Regions from separate parts of the Homo sapiens genome. Here region 2 is linked to region 1. A link is a loop called in an ENCODE intact Hi-C map of the cell type or tissue named here. Cell type or tissue: endothelial cell of umbilical vein. All regions are shown on one strand. Each heading gives the region's core, and the rest is flanking DNA. Links, peaks and the distances in the headings are about the cores only.

Region 1 (8,330 bases), core at 56-8,055:
ATAAGCCCAATTCTGGAGTTCAGTGTTAGGGGTCCCTTTACTGCCACATATCTAAGCCACATCCCCAATCCAGCTTTTATCCGGAATAAAGCTGGTATTTTGATCGCCGTCTGTCTCTCCATTTTGCCTATATTTCAAAGGGTTCAAGCACATGGGTATACATCTCTCTTCTGAGGTTCTTTTCTATCTGTGCCGCAGATGGGTAGAGGCTGGGGTCATAGCTCCTTGCAATTGCATGATTGTGATGCAATTATCCCCCGGGCTCAGCGGGCATTTGGTAGCAATATTTCAGCTTTTAGGAAGTTGGGTGAGACCAGGCTGGTCTGATCCTCCCTGGCCCACTCACCAGGGTCCCCTGCTCAGCAGAGCCTCAGTGACTGGCCTAAAGAGGCTATGGGTGAAGGATTGTAGGGAGTCAGAAAGACAAGGGGAGCATTGGACAACACAGGAAGTCCCTCTGGCCACCTTCTGAAGGTGGGGACCATTCATGAGAAATCCGGAGGACGCCCTCAGTCCTTGTGCAGCACCAGGAAGAAACCGACTGGCCCAGGGCCACCCCTGAGTCCGCATCATCACGCAGGGTCCTTCAGCTGAGCCCCTGTTGTATCCGCAGATGAACATCCGCAGATCCCTGTCCCCTGGTAACTGACGGACAGCACAGGGTCCTGGTGGCCCATGGACGCCACCTCATGCCTCCTTTCCGAGGCCACCTAGCCGGCGAGGCCCGCCACGGACACACCGTGAGCACGCGCAACGAGCAGGGGTCGGTGATCGCCATCCCCCGTGTCCGCCTCCCGCGTTCCCGTTCCCGCGGCCGCCCCGCGCTCCTCCGGGCTCCGCCCCCGCCCGGCCGGCGCCCAGTCTCCCGGCAGCGCGTAGCGCTGCAGCCTCTTCAGGGCTGGGCAGAAACAGAAACCGAAAATCCTCCTCTTATCGGGATTCTAGCTCACCAAACACTTCGAATTGTGTGGTAGAAGAGCCGTAGTTCCTTCTAAATAAAGTCGAACCCATGTAAGGTCTGGGTTCTGAGATCATTTTGCCCTCTGGCAGCTCACGAGCACCACCGGGTCGCCGCCTGCCCTCTGTTCAGCCCGTGAGGGGCGGGGGACTCTGCCCTTCGCTCCTCCTGGTCTCTGTCCTCTTCCCTAAGAGTTTCATTCCGTCCGGAGCCACAAGCCGCCCTGCCTTCTGCACCTCCCCGGAGGCTGAAGCCCTTAAGCCTGCCCCGCACCCTAAGGCCCTGCAGGACACTCCTGCTGTCCTTGCGGGGCACACTGATATGACTCGATGCTGAGCAGTTGAAAGGATTAAAAAATAGTGGGCAAACGGCAAAAACGGGTGGCATGGAGTGAATTAGAAGACACGAGACTTCAGAGAAGTGCGTTTCATGCACAGAAGTTTGTCAATGCCCCCCACCCCGAAACCCAGTCTCCCTGAGTGAGGGAGAGGGGGCTTCACCTTCCCTTTCGTTTCACTTTGAGCCCCAACTGCTGGACTGCAACAGAACGACCCTACAGGCTCACTATGTTTCACATTCTGGGGATTCCTGGTGGCACCTTCCTGTGTTCACCAGTGGGTCCCCGTTAGACTTGGGGCTGTCACCTGACATATGGAACCAGGCAGCTCCATGTTGGATGCCTCCACAAGCATGGAACTAAGGCTGCGGGGTCAGACCTACCCTCAGAAAGGAGGAGGAATGTCTTTCGAGCTGTGGTCGGCCTGGGGTCTCCTTGTGAGCCTCAGGGTGCCAAGGAGGCAGGGCTGAACACCACCAGGAGCGGAGGGAGCCTGGTGGCTGGGGCTGGAGCCAGGAAAGGCTTGAATGAACAATGCAGCCTTTTACCAAGTCTGCACTCCTAATGTTTCTGCAAACCTCCATATGTCTATTACTTTTACCATGGTGAGCTGGAATGGCCCGCAGACTGTCCTAGATCTTAGGACTGCCAGGTGATGCATGTGTGGCGAGGGAAGGAGATACCTGGTGGCCCCTCCAGATGGTCTCCACCAGCACCTGCTGGGCAGCAGCTTCTGCTTCTTTGGGCTTGCAAGTGGGTGCTTCTATGAAGAGGAGGGTCCCTGGCAGGTTCCTCAGTATTGCTGAACAGAATAAAGGAAGCGCAGGGTTGGAAAGTGTAGCTTCATGAAGATTTAGTGGTTACGAGACAGGTTATGAGACAGGAGGTACAGTTCCAGCAAAGGCCAATGCCCATCTGCCAACCATTGTCTGGCGGAGATGTGCAGGGAAGGGGTGGAGTCTGCCTTTCCACAGGTGCTCCTCCTGGAAATGTGGGTGGGAGACAGCTGACCAGAGCACTGGGGGGCTCTCCCAGGGCACCTTTGCCTAGCAAGGGCTGAGAAGACCCTGTTTTGAGGATGAGGTGGGTCTTGTTAGACTGTCAGTCATAACATCTGCTCTAGGGGAAATCCAAAATAAAGTCTAATGAGCTCTTCCCAGGGCCAAGGATGACTCCAGAACTGGTGGGACAGCCCTGTGCATTTCTCCTAACTGGTGCACCTGTTTCTCATGGGTACAAATGCTGTGCTCAGGGAACAGGTTGACATCCTATGGGGCCCCAGCCCACTAACACAGGATGACCGCCTGGTCCGGCCAGGTCATGAAGTGGCCCTGGGAACCAGGTTTTGCTGGATATCCTGTGTCTTACCTTGGGATAAGGCTCTCAGGGGCAGGTGGGCTATAAAACTGCCAGGTAGAATAGTTTTTTGGGGAGCAGATGGCTTCCAGGGTGTTCTGGTCTGATGTTTTTCTGGGCAACATACTGGCACAGTTTTGCTGGTTTCCAAAACAATGGCATTGAAGTTGGAAACTCATTCATCTCATCTGCTACTGATCCATTTTCTTGGTGTATAAGGGAATAAAGTGTTCCCTGACGTAGATCCATTTCTGCAGCTATTAGCCACTTGGGAATGGCCAGTGGACTCAGTCTAGTAGGTGACACTCTCCTTTCCAGAGAGAATTGGAGACCCCTCTGCCCATACCATCTATGGTCTATCACACCCTCTCTCATGAATAATTCTAAAGGGTGTTCAGCCCATTGAATGTGGAGCTATGGAAGTGAGGGGCTCACATTTATCCCAGAGCCTGGATTCCAGGCTGAGCTGTGATGACAATAATGATAGTCTTGAGCTGTGCTTGTAAGAATCCAGAATTGGAAATTAGGTGCTTCCCCACTGGGGGGTGCATGAGGAAGTGGGGCCGGGATTTACCATTTATCATTCAGACAATGGCACAATGCAGGAACCCAGGAGTTATTTCTTGTATTTCCTGAATAAGCACAAAACAAAAAGCACCAGCCAGCTCCTGTACAGCACTCTGGGCCACATGTACTGACACAGACGTTACAAAAACATCTAAGAGCAGACCTATCCACTGGCATGCAGAGTGCACCAGTCATGGGCACAATCCCATTCTGTGAGACTCAGAGGAGTGAAAACAGACACCAGAGAGAGCCAGAAGTGGTGGCTACATCATTATATGGCCAAGACTCAAGGTCCTGAGATCTCAAGGCTGAGATCCTACATCCTCCTCCCCATCCAGACTCAGGCAACTGTGGATGAACCCTCTGGAGGATGAGGTGATCAGGGGATGGAAAGTGGTCCTACCCACCTTCCCAGCAGCTCCAGCAGGACACAGTTAAAGATGTAATCAAGTGTCTCAGCAGAGGAGTCACCCCCTTCCCTGAACACACCATACCCTAGTTTCCAGCTTAACATTCCTGGGGCCACACTACACGACCATGGAGTGTGCCGTCCTTGTATGAACCAGTGTAGACTCTTTCAGTCCCACACACCACGGGGTTCAGGGGAAAATGTGAACAAATATTTCAGGAGAGAAATATCTCGGTGTTGATATAATGTAGTAAGGGGTAGTTTCATGTCAGATGAACAGTGACCAACTCAGTCTTTGCCTCCGCAGCACAGGACAATGGCGAAACAGTTACCTGCTCCTGTGTACCCAAGGAACTTGGCATCCCCCAGCAATTCCACCTCTCTGACTGGCCTGGAATTGCCCCTATTCCTCCATTAGACAGCAGTGGTCTAGGCTGTGAGTGTCCCAGGTGGGTTTCCTCAGTCAGCTGTGATTTCCTTGGCTGTCCAGCCTCCTCCATCCCCCTTGCCTAACAGTCCCTGGTTCCTTTGGGTGAAGGAGCTCTCCCTTCTGGGTGTAGGAGTGAGGGGCTGTTAATCACAATGCTGGCCATTGAGCAGGCCAGGCCAGCCAGATGCTGTTTGGGGGGAGTTGAGCTTTTGAGTGAAGTATTGTGAGAGGTTAAAAAAATCAACAACAACATTTAGTAAAATCTTAACATCCTTAGGGAATGGCTGTGTCATTCCTGTTGCATGATTGCCTGGAAATGCTCTGATTCCTGCCCTTTTCCAGGGCCATTTGCCAACTCTGTAACCCTGCCTTCCGGCCCTTTCTGTGAGGCACTGTGATATCATCATCGAAGTAACTTTTGTCTACCCTAGATAAATTGGGTCTCTCTCTTTTTTATTTTTTTAACAGCTTTATTGAGATACAATTAACATACCATACGATTTACCCATTTAAATTGTACAATTCAAATTTATGTAGTATGTTCATAGGGCTTTTTAACATCACCACAATCAATTTCAGAACATTTTTGTCACCATAAAAAGAAACCACATACCCATTTCCCCTCAACCTCCCAGCATTAGGCAACCACCAATCAATCTACTTTCTGTCTCTATGGATTTACCTATTCTAAACATTTCATATAAATGGAATAATAAATTATGTGGTCTTTTGTGATTGGATTCTTTTCTTTTTTTTTCTAAATTTAATTTAATTTTAAGCTCTGGGATACATGTGCAGGACGTGCAGGTTTGTTACACAGGTAAATGTGTGCCATGGTGGTTTGCACCACCTATCAACCCATCACCAAGATATGAAGCCCTGCATGCATTAGCTATTTATCCTGATCCTCTCTCTTCCCCTGCCCCCAACAACAGTCCCCAGTGTGTTGTTCCCCTCCCTATGTCCATGTGTTCTCGTTGTTCAGCTCCCACTTACAAGTGAGAACATATGGTACTTGATTTTCTGTTCCTGCATTAGTTTGCTAAGGATAATGGCTTCGAGCTCCATCCATGCCCCTGCAAAGGACATGATCTAGTTTCTTTTTATGGCTGTATAGTATTCCATGGTGTATATGTACCACATTTTCTTTATCCAGTCTATCACTGATGTGCATTTGGGTTGATTGAATGTTTTTGCTATTGTGAATAGTGCTGCAATGAATACACACATGCATGTATCTTTATCATAGAATGATTTCTATTCTTTTGGGTATATATTGGGTTTTTCTTGACAGCAAAGAGCCTGAATTGATACAAAGGTGTTTATGTTAATCTTTTAAGTTTGCTTGTTTATTACATATGTATTGCATGGAGGGCCAGCACTTTCTAAGTGCATAATAAATATTAACTCTTTAATCCTCACAATAATCCAGTGAGCTATTTACTACTAGTATCTCCTTTTTACAGATGAAACAGTACAGGGGAAGGATGAGTAGGTTGCCCAAGGACACACCGTCAGCAAGTGGAGAAGTGCAGGAACTGGGCTTCCACTTACAGAGGCTGTGCTACTGAATGCTAGTCTGTGCTGCCCCTCAGTACAAATTACTATGCTTACCAGACCAAAAATAATCAAAGAGCCAACTGTCATCCAGTTTTGAGGATAAATGAAAGGTAAGGCACAGATGATGTAGAGCTGTATTTACTGATGTGACAATGTCCATCTTATATTGTTAAGTGAAAAACATTGATTAGCACATTTTTATTTATGAAGATGGTATACCCACTGCCTCCCCACTCCCTGCCTCCCAAACACACAACCACATTACAAAGCCTAGAATCACTTTCATCAGAATGTCAACCACGGTGATTCTCCTCACTTGGAGAGGACCACCAAGCTCTGGGTTTCTTAGTGGCAGGAGGTATGAAGTGCAACAGCTTGGAGCTTTGGAGGGGATGCTCTGACACGTTCCAGACCATTGAACCCCTGAAAGCTTACCTATATGGCATATCTCTGTATCTTTGTAACGTTTTTCTCCCACCATCTGCAGTGTTTATGACTTACTAAGTCATTCAGAATAGTCAACATTTCTCGCTTATCAGGCTCATGAACATACTGTCATCAATACAGTTGACCAATGTAATGTATTGCAGAGTGTCCAGAAAGCCTATATTGTAACACAGAGCAGGATTCACCTTGCCCTGGAGCAAGACTGTAAAGATATACTCTTGTCCAATCCTTGAGAATGTGAATTTCCTCTCAACCTACATCCTGCCGGATCCTTTAAAAGTGGCATTTCCGTATTAATAGTTGCATATCACTTGCTAAGGCTGTGCTAACCCGTTATAATAAAGATACCACGTTTGACACAGCAACTGTAATAGGGGCTACTCCTTGGTTAAGTTTTAGGAGCCATTTAGCAGCATGAACCACCAGGAGATACCAGAGGGCAGACTGCTGAATTAAAATGGAGGTGTAACTGGGGTAACAACCCCTGCCTCCTCCATGTCTTTGTAGGTGGCACTAATCTCTATCATTCCCCAAGAATGTGATATTGCTTTTAACTTACTTGTTTTCACCATGAAACTTCAGTTTCAGAGGCTTCTGCTTGGCCTTCCCTAAAACAGTCATTGTTATTTCATAGGTTAGGAAACCAGAGGTTAAGGAACCAGGTCAGCCAATTGCTATATTTTATGATGTATGTATGAATGTATATCCTGATTATACATTCAGGAAATGGGGAAATGATTGCTGGGTGGCCTGTGGATCCAGAGGGCCCATTGTGAGATGGACATTACCTCACCTCCACGTACTCTACTCTAACAGGGGCTACGAAAGGGCTTTGAGTCCTCAGGGATTAGCATCAACTGTGATATTGTACTCAACATCCCTTGAAAGATCTGTGTATTTTCCTTTCCCCGGCATGTGAGTAACTCAAAAAATTTGGCCATAGAGCCCTCCCGTGAAAACTTGAGGGAATCAGTGATGCGCACACTTACAAGGTTCTTCCTTATGAGAAACTGCCCTCATTTCCATCAGTGAGTTCTGGATTCCACTGAGAACTGGCTGAGGTTTGGAAGCTGGGCAAGGGGTCTAAGACTTTACCTTTAGATAGCTGACCTCAGCCTTCTGCTCATCTATTTTCAATCTCTTTTGATTATATGTCTAAAGCAATATGTGTCTTGCCTAGAGGAACAGCATGTCCTAAGAGCCATCTTCATGGACACCTACAGGTCAGGCCTCCCAGTTGTCACTCTAACGTTGATGCCCCTTACGGAAATTACTTTATCTTGTCCTCACAGTTAAATGCTGCCACTTGGCCCCTGTTATTCTGGAACTCTATCATTTTACTCACTACTGGGGGATCCAGTTCTATAAAACATCCCTAGCATTATTCCAGCCTGCAGGGGACAGCCACCATTGAGCTTCTTAAGGATGTGCTGCCCCCTCAACAGTGCATTCCTTCTCACCTTAGTTAGTGTCTGAGACACATTAGTAGTGTCCCCTTTGGAGGAACTCAGTCACCTGATGGATGGATTCTCCAGTTGTAGAGTGCAGAGTCATTCTAGCACACCAACTTCTCTATCCTTGGGACCCACTTTTCCAGACTCTGCCACAGTAGTTCTGGTATCTCTGCTTCCACTTGATTTAATGTGTACCATGGCTTATACTTAGTCTCTAGGAGCCACCCAGGAGTATATCAGAATCATCACCTTTGGCCCAAGCCAGGCTAGTTAAACTCTGTGGTAGAGAAGCTTGCCCCTTTGCCAATAATCGTCACTTATCTGGTTTCACATTTCACCCTTCCTGGACCAGGATCCACTCCCAGACACAATCTCCTTGCTCCTGCTGATGCACGCTGGCCAGTCCTACAGCTCCTTCGGAGGATAAATGCTCTCTTCATTTGCTGCCCTCCCCATGATTGTTCACTTTCATTGTCCTGAGCGGTCTCTATACAGTCTTCATTCTAGAAAAATCGGGAGTTGGGTGGGGGTGGTAGCTCTCTCTTCCAACAAGGGGCAGAAAGACTTTTCTGCAAACCCAGTAGGTTCAGGGGGCATCTGGAGTTCAAAGTTCTCATGTACATCTACCTAGATAGCCCCATGCTGAGTTTGAAGGCCTTGACTTTGGCATAAGAGACCATCCTGAGCTTAGAATTCAGTGTTCTCTGAAGTTCTGCGATTCATAAAATCAGGTCTGTACCAGACCTTCCTTGCTGTCTGCCTTCCAGCTCCAGGTATGAGGGTCTCTTCTCTTTAGGTTGGTAATGAATAGA
Region 2 (8,330 bases), core at 212-8,211, 340 kb after region 1:
TAAATATGCACAGTTCATATGAGATCCATCATACCTCCATAAGTGGGCAAGTTTTCAGAGAAAAAAAAAACAGACTTAAAAATCTTACAGACTTCTTTTCCAACAAAATGGATCATCGGCAATTGAAGTGCTTGTCAGGAACCCTAATCTTGCTGTCAAAAGCCTGCTTGAAATGAGTGGATATGAGAGGCACCGCCCAAGGGAACACTAACCATCCAGTTGCCCGTGTTCTTATCAGCAAAAGTAAGATATGTAAACCACTGAAGCCTAGCACCTCATCAAAATGCCCTCACTTGGCCACAATTTCTCACAATTTTCTCAAAATTTTTTTTTCTTTTTTTTTTTTGAGACAGAGTCTCACTCTGTTGCCTAGGCTGGAATGCAGAGGCACGATCTCAGCTCAAGGTTCAAGCGATTCTCGCCTCCCAGATTCAAGCAATATCGTGCCTCAGCCTCCCAAGCAGCTGGAATTACAGGCAGGCGCCACCACACCCAGCTAATTTTTGTGTTTTTAGTAGAGACGGGGTTTCACCATGTTGGCCAAGCTGGTCTTGAACTCCTAGCCTCAAGTGATCCACCCGCCTTGGCCTTCCAAAGTGCTGGGATTACAGGCGTGAGCCACTGTGCCCAGCCTCAATAATTTTTAAATCAAGAGTTGATATAAGATTAGCTGGGCATGGTGGCACGCTCCTATAACCCCAGCTACTTGGGATGCTGAGGCAGGAGAATTGCTTGAACCTGGGAAGCAGATGTTGTAGTGAGCCAAGATTGCCACTGCACTCTAGCCTGGGTGACAGAGTGAGATTCCATCTCAAAAAAAAAAAAAAAAAAAAAGAGAGACAGAATTGATATAAGAAATAGCAATATAGGCCGGGTGCAGCGGCTCATGCCTGTAATCCCAGCACTTTGGGAGGGTGAGGCAGCCAGATCACTTGAGTCCAAAAGGTCAAGACCAGTCTGGGCAATATAATGAGACTCCGTCTCTATAAAAAGTCAAAAAAATTAGCCAGGCATGGTGGCGTGTGCCTGTAGTCCCAGCTACTCAGGAGGCTGAGGTGGGAGGATCACCTGAGCCCAGGAGGTTGAGGCTGCAATGAGCTGTGATCATGCTACTGCACTCCAGCTTGGGTGACCGAGGAAGGCAATGTGAAATACATGTGAATTTTTTTTCAAAGAAACGAAAAAGAAGGAAGAAAAGAAAAAGGAAAAGAAGAAAGAAGGAAATCTGTGGTAGGCAGAATAATGGTCTCCCAAAGATGTCCACATCCTAATCCCTGGAACATGTGAATTTGTTACCTTACATGGCAAGAGGGGAATTAAGGTTGCAGATGGAATTAAGGTTGCTAATCAGCTGACCTTAAAATAGAGAGATTATCTGGATTATCTCATTGGACTCAATGTAATCCCCAGGGTCCTTAAAAGTGGACAGGGGTGGGGGCAGAAAAGGGGAGACAAGGCAATGTGAGTATGGAAAGAAGACAAAATGACGCAGCAGTGCTGGCTTTGAAGATGGAGGAAGAGCCACCAGCCAAGGAATGTGGGCGGCCTGCAGAAGCTGGTGGCTCTCCCCTACAGCCACGAGAAGGAACACAGCCTTCAAGGTGGCCAACACCATGATCTCAGCCTAGTATGACCCATTTCAAACTTCCGACCTCCAGAACTGTAAAATAGTGAATTTGTGTGGTTTTCCTCTGCTATTACTGTGGCAGTTTATCACAACAGCAGCAGAGAATTACTGCAAAACCTTCAGGCGGGAAAAAACAGCACAGGCTTCATCGACTCACACATTCACTTCAATAATACAGAAAACTGTCCAAGGCAAAGCACTATGTTGTGTGCCCTGCTGGGAATGAGGTAGGGAGGTATTGAGATGAAAGTTGTGCCTGGTGCCCACGAAGGTAGGTAATGGACGTGCAGAAAGAGCAGGGAGAGGTGGGACCCAGGGTGGAAACAAGAATGAGGGACTGGCCGGTCACGGTGGCTCAGCTTGTGATCCCAGCACTTTGGAGGCCAAGGCCAGAGGATTCCTTGAGTCCAAGTGTTCGAGACCAGCCTGGCAATATAGTGAAACCCGTGTCTCTAAAAGAGAGAGAATAAGGGACTTTGAGTCCTCTTTGGCCAAAAATATTTCAGTGAGGGTCTGTTTCATCCCTTCTCTCCCATCTCAGAGAAATGGAGGCTACTGCTAGTCTCACTTGCATCCTGGATTAGATTTCAGGACCTTTCCGCCAGTGATAAATGTGCAGCGCCTTAGCGGAACCTCAGCCAAAGCTATAAACTTCAACCGGCCACAAGAGTGTGCATGTGAGGTGACTGCATTTTTTTTCCCTGCCAAACCAGAATTAGCCGGTATAGGAATGAACGAGCATGAAGATTTGAAATTGCTCCGATTGGAAGGAAGCCCAGGTTAGGTTTGGGCACCTCCAAACGCACCCGTTTTAAAGCCACCTGGACTGAGGCGTCGAGCTTTCAGCTCCACCAAACGCTCACCTGGCCTGGCAGCGAGCGGCGGAAGAGCCCGGGAGCCCCTCACAGAGCGCACCGAGCCGGGCGGAGAGCTGAGCCGCAGGCACCCGCGTCTCCAGGATGATAGGCGACATTGCAACAAATCTCTACACCCAGCAGCTCAGGGGGCTCCAAGCAGAGCAGCAAGTTCGAGGATCCGGGCGTGGAGCCGAGTGAGGCCGCAGCCCAGCGGGCCTCGGGCGGTGAGTATCCGAGGCCGCGCGCGCCGCGGGCCTGGGGAATGGAGCGACGCCGGGGGCATCGGAGCCTAGGTTTCAGATGGCCGCTGCACCCCCAGGGACCCCCGGGAAGGGGCAGCCCCAGCCCAAGGCAGGCTCGGGAAAGGCTGCCCGGGCGGTGGAGGGCGAGACTGTGCCGGGGCAGGTGGTAGTGCCAAGGCCGCCGCGGGGGCTTGGGAGCTGCGGGCGGGCAGGGTAACCGGCGGTTCAGGGCAGACCGCCAGGCGGAGCTTGGGGACGCGCGCCTTGCTGCTCAAGCTGGCCGGGGCCCCGCGAGCGTCATCCTGGGCACCCCCGTCCGGCTGGAGAAGCGCGTTCTGCCCGGAGCCCAGCCTCGCTGCCCGGCTGCTCTCTAGGCCCGTTTGGGACTCGAACTGGACAGTGATGAGGCGCAGAGCGGGGGACCCGGGGCTGCGCCTAGGGACTTCGCGGGGTGCGGATGCCTCTCTGCACAGGCTGTGGTGCTGCAGCCGGCCCAGCTTCCCCGGTGGGCTGCTGGCTTCCGAACGCGCCGAGGGATGCGGGGTGCCCGAAGTGGGGATGTGGTCTCGGGGTGCCAAGGGAGCGGGAGCACCGAGCGCGGGTGGGGGCGGGCGCTCGAAGGGTGGGGCGCGAGGCCGGACCCCGCGGGCACGATCCCGCACCCAGGGCGCGCAGAGGCTGGGCCCCCTTAGCGCTTCCGATTGAGGCTCCTCAAGAGAGGCTGAAATGGGGTGAGAGACCGGGGACGGCCATTTCGGGGCTAAACGCTGCCAAGGCCATGACGATGTTTTAGGAGCTGAACTCTGCTTTCCAATTAAGCCATTTTCTTTCTGAGGAAAAGTTGATTCGGGCTCATTAACAAGGATGACTGAGGGCCATTATTGGGGCTTAGAGAGATTCTCCTTTGCCTTGTCTGGCTTCTTTGTTTGCATGTGCGTGCGTGTGCGGCTGTGTGTGTGTGTGTGAGAGAGAGAGAGAGAGAGAGAGAGAGAGAGAGAGAGAAGAGAGGGGAGAGAGGCAGTGTTGGGGGTGGGAGGAGGTAAAACAGGCTTGGGATCCTGCAGGCCTGGGTTCCGATTTGGTTTCCACAGCCTGCTAGTTTAACCTTTCTAAGCTTCATTGCTCCCATTTGATGGCTCAGATTCTTCCTCTGTAAAATGCGGACATTCATGCCAATTGGACTGGAGGAGAAGCCACCAAGCACAGTCCCTGACCCAGAGCGAAGCATGTATGTGTTGAGTCCTCCTAATTCGGTGTGAATTTTTCGGTTCTGTTTTTCTCCTATGCTGTCTGCACCAGCTCAGCTCAGCTCCGCTCCCCAGCCTTCTCCGCGGCAGCCTCTTCAGCCTGCTGGCCGCAAGTGCGCCCTCTAAAGGCCCCAAATGCCCTGTACACACCAGGTGAAGAGCGCGGAAGCGCCTGCAGAGCAGAATTAAAGGTGAAGCCCGCACTCACCTGCGTGGGATGCAGAGCCGCTACCACCACGCTCTGCGTAGCTTTGGGGAAGACTGTAATTTCAATTTTAGCTTCGTGCTTCCCGCTTTCCTTATGTGTAATGAGCTCACCACATGCAATGTAATAACAATAGCCAAATTAAAAATGAATGACTTGGCCCAGCGCGGTGGCTCATGCCTGTAATCCCAGCATTTTGGGAGGCCGAGGCGGGTGGATCATCTGAGGTCAGAGTTTCGAGACCAGCCTGGCTAACATGGCGAAACCCCTTCTCTACTAAAGATACTAAAGATGCAGTGGCACACACCTGTAGTCCCAGCTACTCGGGAGGCTGAGGCAGGAGAATCGCTTGAACTCGGGAGGCGGAAGTTGCAGTGAGCCGAGATCTCACCAGTGCACTCCAGCCTGGGCGACAAAGCCATACTCTGTCAAAAAAAAAAAAAAAATGACTTGCTTGTAAAACTTTCTACGCTGCTGTAGAAAATTTAATTTTGTTCTAATATCTGAAACACCCTAGAAGGATCTGTTATTTTCATTTCTGCCTATTATCACGTAAATATGTAGCTGACCCAGTTTCATAGCCTATATATGTTACCCCCCATTTACAATTTCTTTTTCATCGTCTATGAACTCATTTGGGGAGAATGGAAGGCTGACTATTGCTCCCGTAATCTTCCCATTTTCTTATTTCACCCTCTTCATAACGAAGCCCTAATATTTTTTGTCAAGCTTCCAATAGCAAGCTTGCTTAGAGTGGGTTACCTTTTACTTTTTTTTTTTCTTGAGGTAGTCTCGTTCTATCATCCAGGCTAGAGTGCAGTGGCACCATCTCAGCTCACTGCAACCTCCATCTCCCAGGTTCAAGCAATTCTGCTGCCTCAGCCTCCTGCATAGCTGTGAGTATAGGTGCGCACCACCACACTGGCTAATTTTTGTATTTTTAGCAGAGAAGGGATTTCACCATGTTGGCCAGGCTGGTCTCAGACTCCCGACCTCAAGTGATCCATCCCCCTCAGCCTCCCAAAGTGCTGGGATTACAGGCATGAGCCACCGTGTTCTGCCACATTTTACATATTAATCCTTAGCAGAAGCCCCACATTCACTGCCTCAGGGTGCCACATGCATATCGTCATTTTACATGTATGTCAGGATGTAGAAAATGTAAGGGAGCTTGAAGGCCCTATGGTGGTCAAAGACATGGAGCCTAGGGGTACAGATACACCCTCTAAGTTCTCCCTCTCCAGGTGTGGAGTAGGATTATAATACTAAAATTATTCTTATATCTTATATAAATACATATATAATTATACATGTATATAATTATATGAATGCTACAAGCAATCTTGGAGTTGGAGGGATAAACATTTGTTTTTCTGTTGTCTTTTGTTTTCATTAACTAGTTGGTCTAGAAGTTAACCATGAGTAGTCAAAACAGTAATTACTTTTGGAGAGATTTAAGTGTGAAATACAACTGACTCCATTGCTCAGCAGATCTATAGGGGCCTCCTGAGGATCCAAAAGAACTTTTTGGGCCAGGCATGCTGGCTCACGCCTGTAATCCCAGCACTTTGAGAGGCCAAGGCAGGTGGATCACTTGAGGTTAGGAGTTCCAGACCCGCCTGACCAACATGGTGAAACTCCATCTCTACAAAAATACAAAAATTATCTGGCATGGTGGTGCACACCTGAAGTCCCAGCTACTCAGGAGGCTGAGACAGGAGAATCGCTTAAACCTGGAAGGTAGAGGTTGCAATGAGCCGAGATCATGCCACTGCACTCCAGCCTGGACAACAGAGTAAGACTCCATCTCAAAAAAAAAAAGAACTTTTTTACTATATTCTACATGCACCCTTGTGCCTCATGAATAAAATTTGTCCATTAAATGCTATTCAGTGTCACTTATTTATGAACAAACTGGAAATATCAAGAGCAGTTTGTTGGCACCTACATCTCTTCACCCATAAATAATTCAGTAAGAATATAAAGTTCTTATCATTGATTTAGAAAAGTGCTTAATATTTCAACACACGGGCTGAAAAACTATAACTTTTTCCTGTTGTTGTTTGTTTGTTTTGAGATGGAGTTTCACTCTTGTTGCCCAGGCTGGAGTGCAATGGTGCGATCTCGGCTCACTGCAACCTCTGCTTCCCAGGTGCAAGAGATTCTCCTGCTTCAGCCTCCCGAGTAGCTGGGATTACAGGCATGCGCCACCACACCCGGCTAATTTTGTAGTTTTAGTAGAGACAGGGTTTCTCCATGTTGGTCAGGCTGGTCTCACACTCCCGACCTCAGGTGATCCGCCTACCTCGGCCTCCCAAAGTGCTGGGATTACAGGCATAAGCCACCACGCCCGGCCTAAAAAACTCTAACTTTTAAATTTGTATTACTTCAAAGCCTTCCTTGGTTGTAAATGAACTTCAGGAAAATGCCATGTATTGTTGTTTCATCACATTAAACATAGCTGAGCATTTTCCCATGGACAGCAAAATGACATTTTTATGAGCTATTCACACCTTGTGTCAAGCTGCCTGGTTCTCCTGTTTCTGGCTCCTCAGGATTCTGCACACAACAGAGGCAGAGGGAAGACACTCACCAACCATCCCTTCTGAACCCTCTCTGGGCTCATCCACTGGCCCTTTGACAATGCAGCTCTGCACTGCGCTGTAAGCTTTGGAGAGCAAGGGCTGCCCCATCCCTTTCTAGCCCCAAGCAGGCTCAGACATTGGGAAGGGGACAGATACATGCATACACAGACACACACACACACACATACACACACACACACACACACACACAGACAAGGCTGAAACCCAAGACATACTGGAAGACTTCCCAATAGAGGTCATCTTGTTTTGTTTTCTCTTTTACAAGTCAGCCACTAATTTACCTGGAGGTAAGAGGCTGATCCAGACAATATTTTAAAGGTAGCTTTTATTTTCTTATAATACAGGTAATATATATCTATTGAGGAACTTTTTTTTTTTTTTTGAGACAGGGTCTCACTTTGTCTCCCAGGCTGGAGTGCAGTGGCATGATCACAACTCACTGCAGCCTGAACCTCCCAGGCTCAAGCAATTCTCCCACCTCTGCCTCCAGGTAGCTGGGACCACAAGTATGCGCCACCACATGTGCCTGGCTAATTTTTATTTACGGAGATGAGGTCTCACTGTTGTCCAGGCTGGTCTTAAACTCCTGAGCTCAAGTAATCCTCCTACCTCAGCCTCCCAGATTGCTGGGATTACAGGCATGAGCCACCACACCTGGCATATTGAGGAAATTTCTCACCACTAAGATAGTAGAAAGAAGCGGGAAATTACTGGTAAGACCATCATTCAAAGAATAATCTCCATCAACATTTTTCTTTGTTTTGCTCCAGTCTTTTTTCCTATGGATACATGTCTTAGTAGAAATAACAAAGAGATTATTACATATGTCAAAAATAAAGCTGTCTAGGGCTCTTTGAAAATGTACAGGGTCACGCTAAAGTGTGAACTTTATTATTGATGAGAGACCTACATTGTCTAGCTATGCTACAATCAATTGATTTAACAAGTATTCTGATGTTAGATAGTAAAGATGTTTTCAGGGTCTTTTTTCACTGTTTCAGGGTTTCACTATTATAAATTAACTGAATCTTGAAGGATCAACAGAAGAGGTGAGGAGGCTGGAAGGAGAGAGGAGGGGAAGGAGAGAAAATCACACATAATAGCTGGGAGAAGGTGCTGAAGGGACTCCATCCTAATGATAATTCGAAGGGCTGAAGAAATTGGCTTTTTTTTTTTTTTTTTTTTTTTGAGACAGAGTTTCGCTCTTTAACCCAGGCTGGAGTGCAGTGACGTGATCTCACCTCACTACTGCAACCTTCACCCCCACAGCTTCAAACAATTCTCCTACCTCAGCCTCCCAAGTAGCTGGGATTTTAGGCACCTGCCACCATGCCCAACTAATTTTTCTATTTTTAGTAGAGACGGGGTTTACCATGTTGGCCAGGCTGGTCTCGAGCTCCTGACCTCAGGTGATCCACACACCTCAGCCTCCCAAAGTGCTGGGATTACAGGCTTGAACCACTGCGCCGGCCTGGAAATTGGCTTCTGAGATAAACATTTTATCACTCCCAGCAATCTGGATAATGGGAGGTAGCCAGATGTGTGA

What was found. Hi-C counts contacts between places; a loop is a spot of excess contacts. Peaks named below come from ENCODE experiments on the same cell type or tissue, not always from the same donor. Only the 100,000 strongest peaks of a DNase experiment are listed, where the experiment ranks them.
Region 2: it touches region 1 in a loop (4-fold over the local background); 6 of 110 quality-filtered maps call a loop at or near these places.

Annotation. Positions count from the first base shown.
Region 1 is chr2:230,404,497-230,412,826 of GRCh38, reverse strand. No RefSeq gene overlaps it. Among named protein-coding and RNA genes, the nearest start is that of SP100, 7.5 kb to the left of the region's middle. RefSeq lists enhancers at 272-321, 982-1,071 and a silencer at 622-891. In endothelial cell of umbilical vein, for the core only: no CTCF peak of the experiment used is centred there; DNase peaks (open chromatin) are centred at 1,006, 3,166, 3,376, 4,396 and 1 weaker place; H3K4me3 peaks cover 1,176 bases; H3K27ac peaks cover 4,223 bases.
Region 2 is chr2:230,062,933-230,071,262 of GRCh38, reverse strand. SLC16A14 (solute carrier family 16 member 14) reads left to right here and starts at 2,339. Exons shown (of 5, transcript NM_152527.5): 1 at 2,339-2,708. LOC107985995 (a long non-coding RNA gene) reads right to left here and starts at 4,524. Exons shown (of 6, transcript XR_001739918.2): 1 at 4,486-4,524. RefSeq lists enhancers at 2,276-2,335, 2,346-2,465, 2,861-3,631 and silencers at 2,696-2,965, 3,236-3,485. In endothelial cell of umbilical vein, for the core only: CTCF peaks have their summits at 2,295 and 4,097 (motif pointing left); DNase peaks (open chromatin) are centred at 2,332, 2,962 and 4,052; H3K4me3 peaks cover 1,763 bases; H3K27me3 peaks cover 140 bases.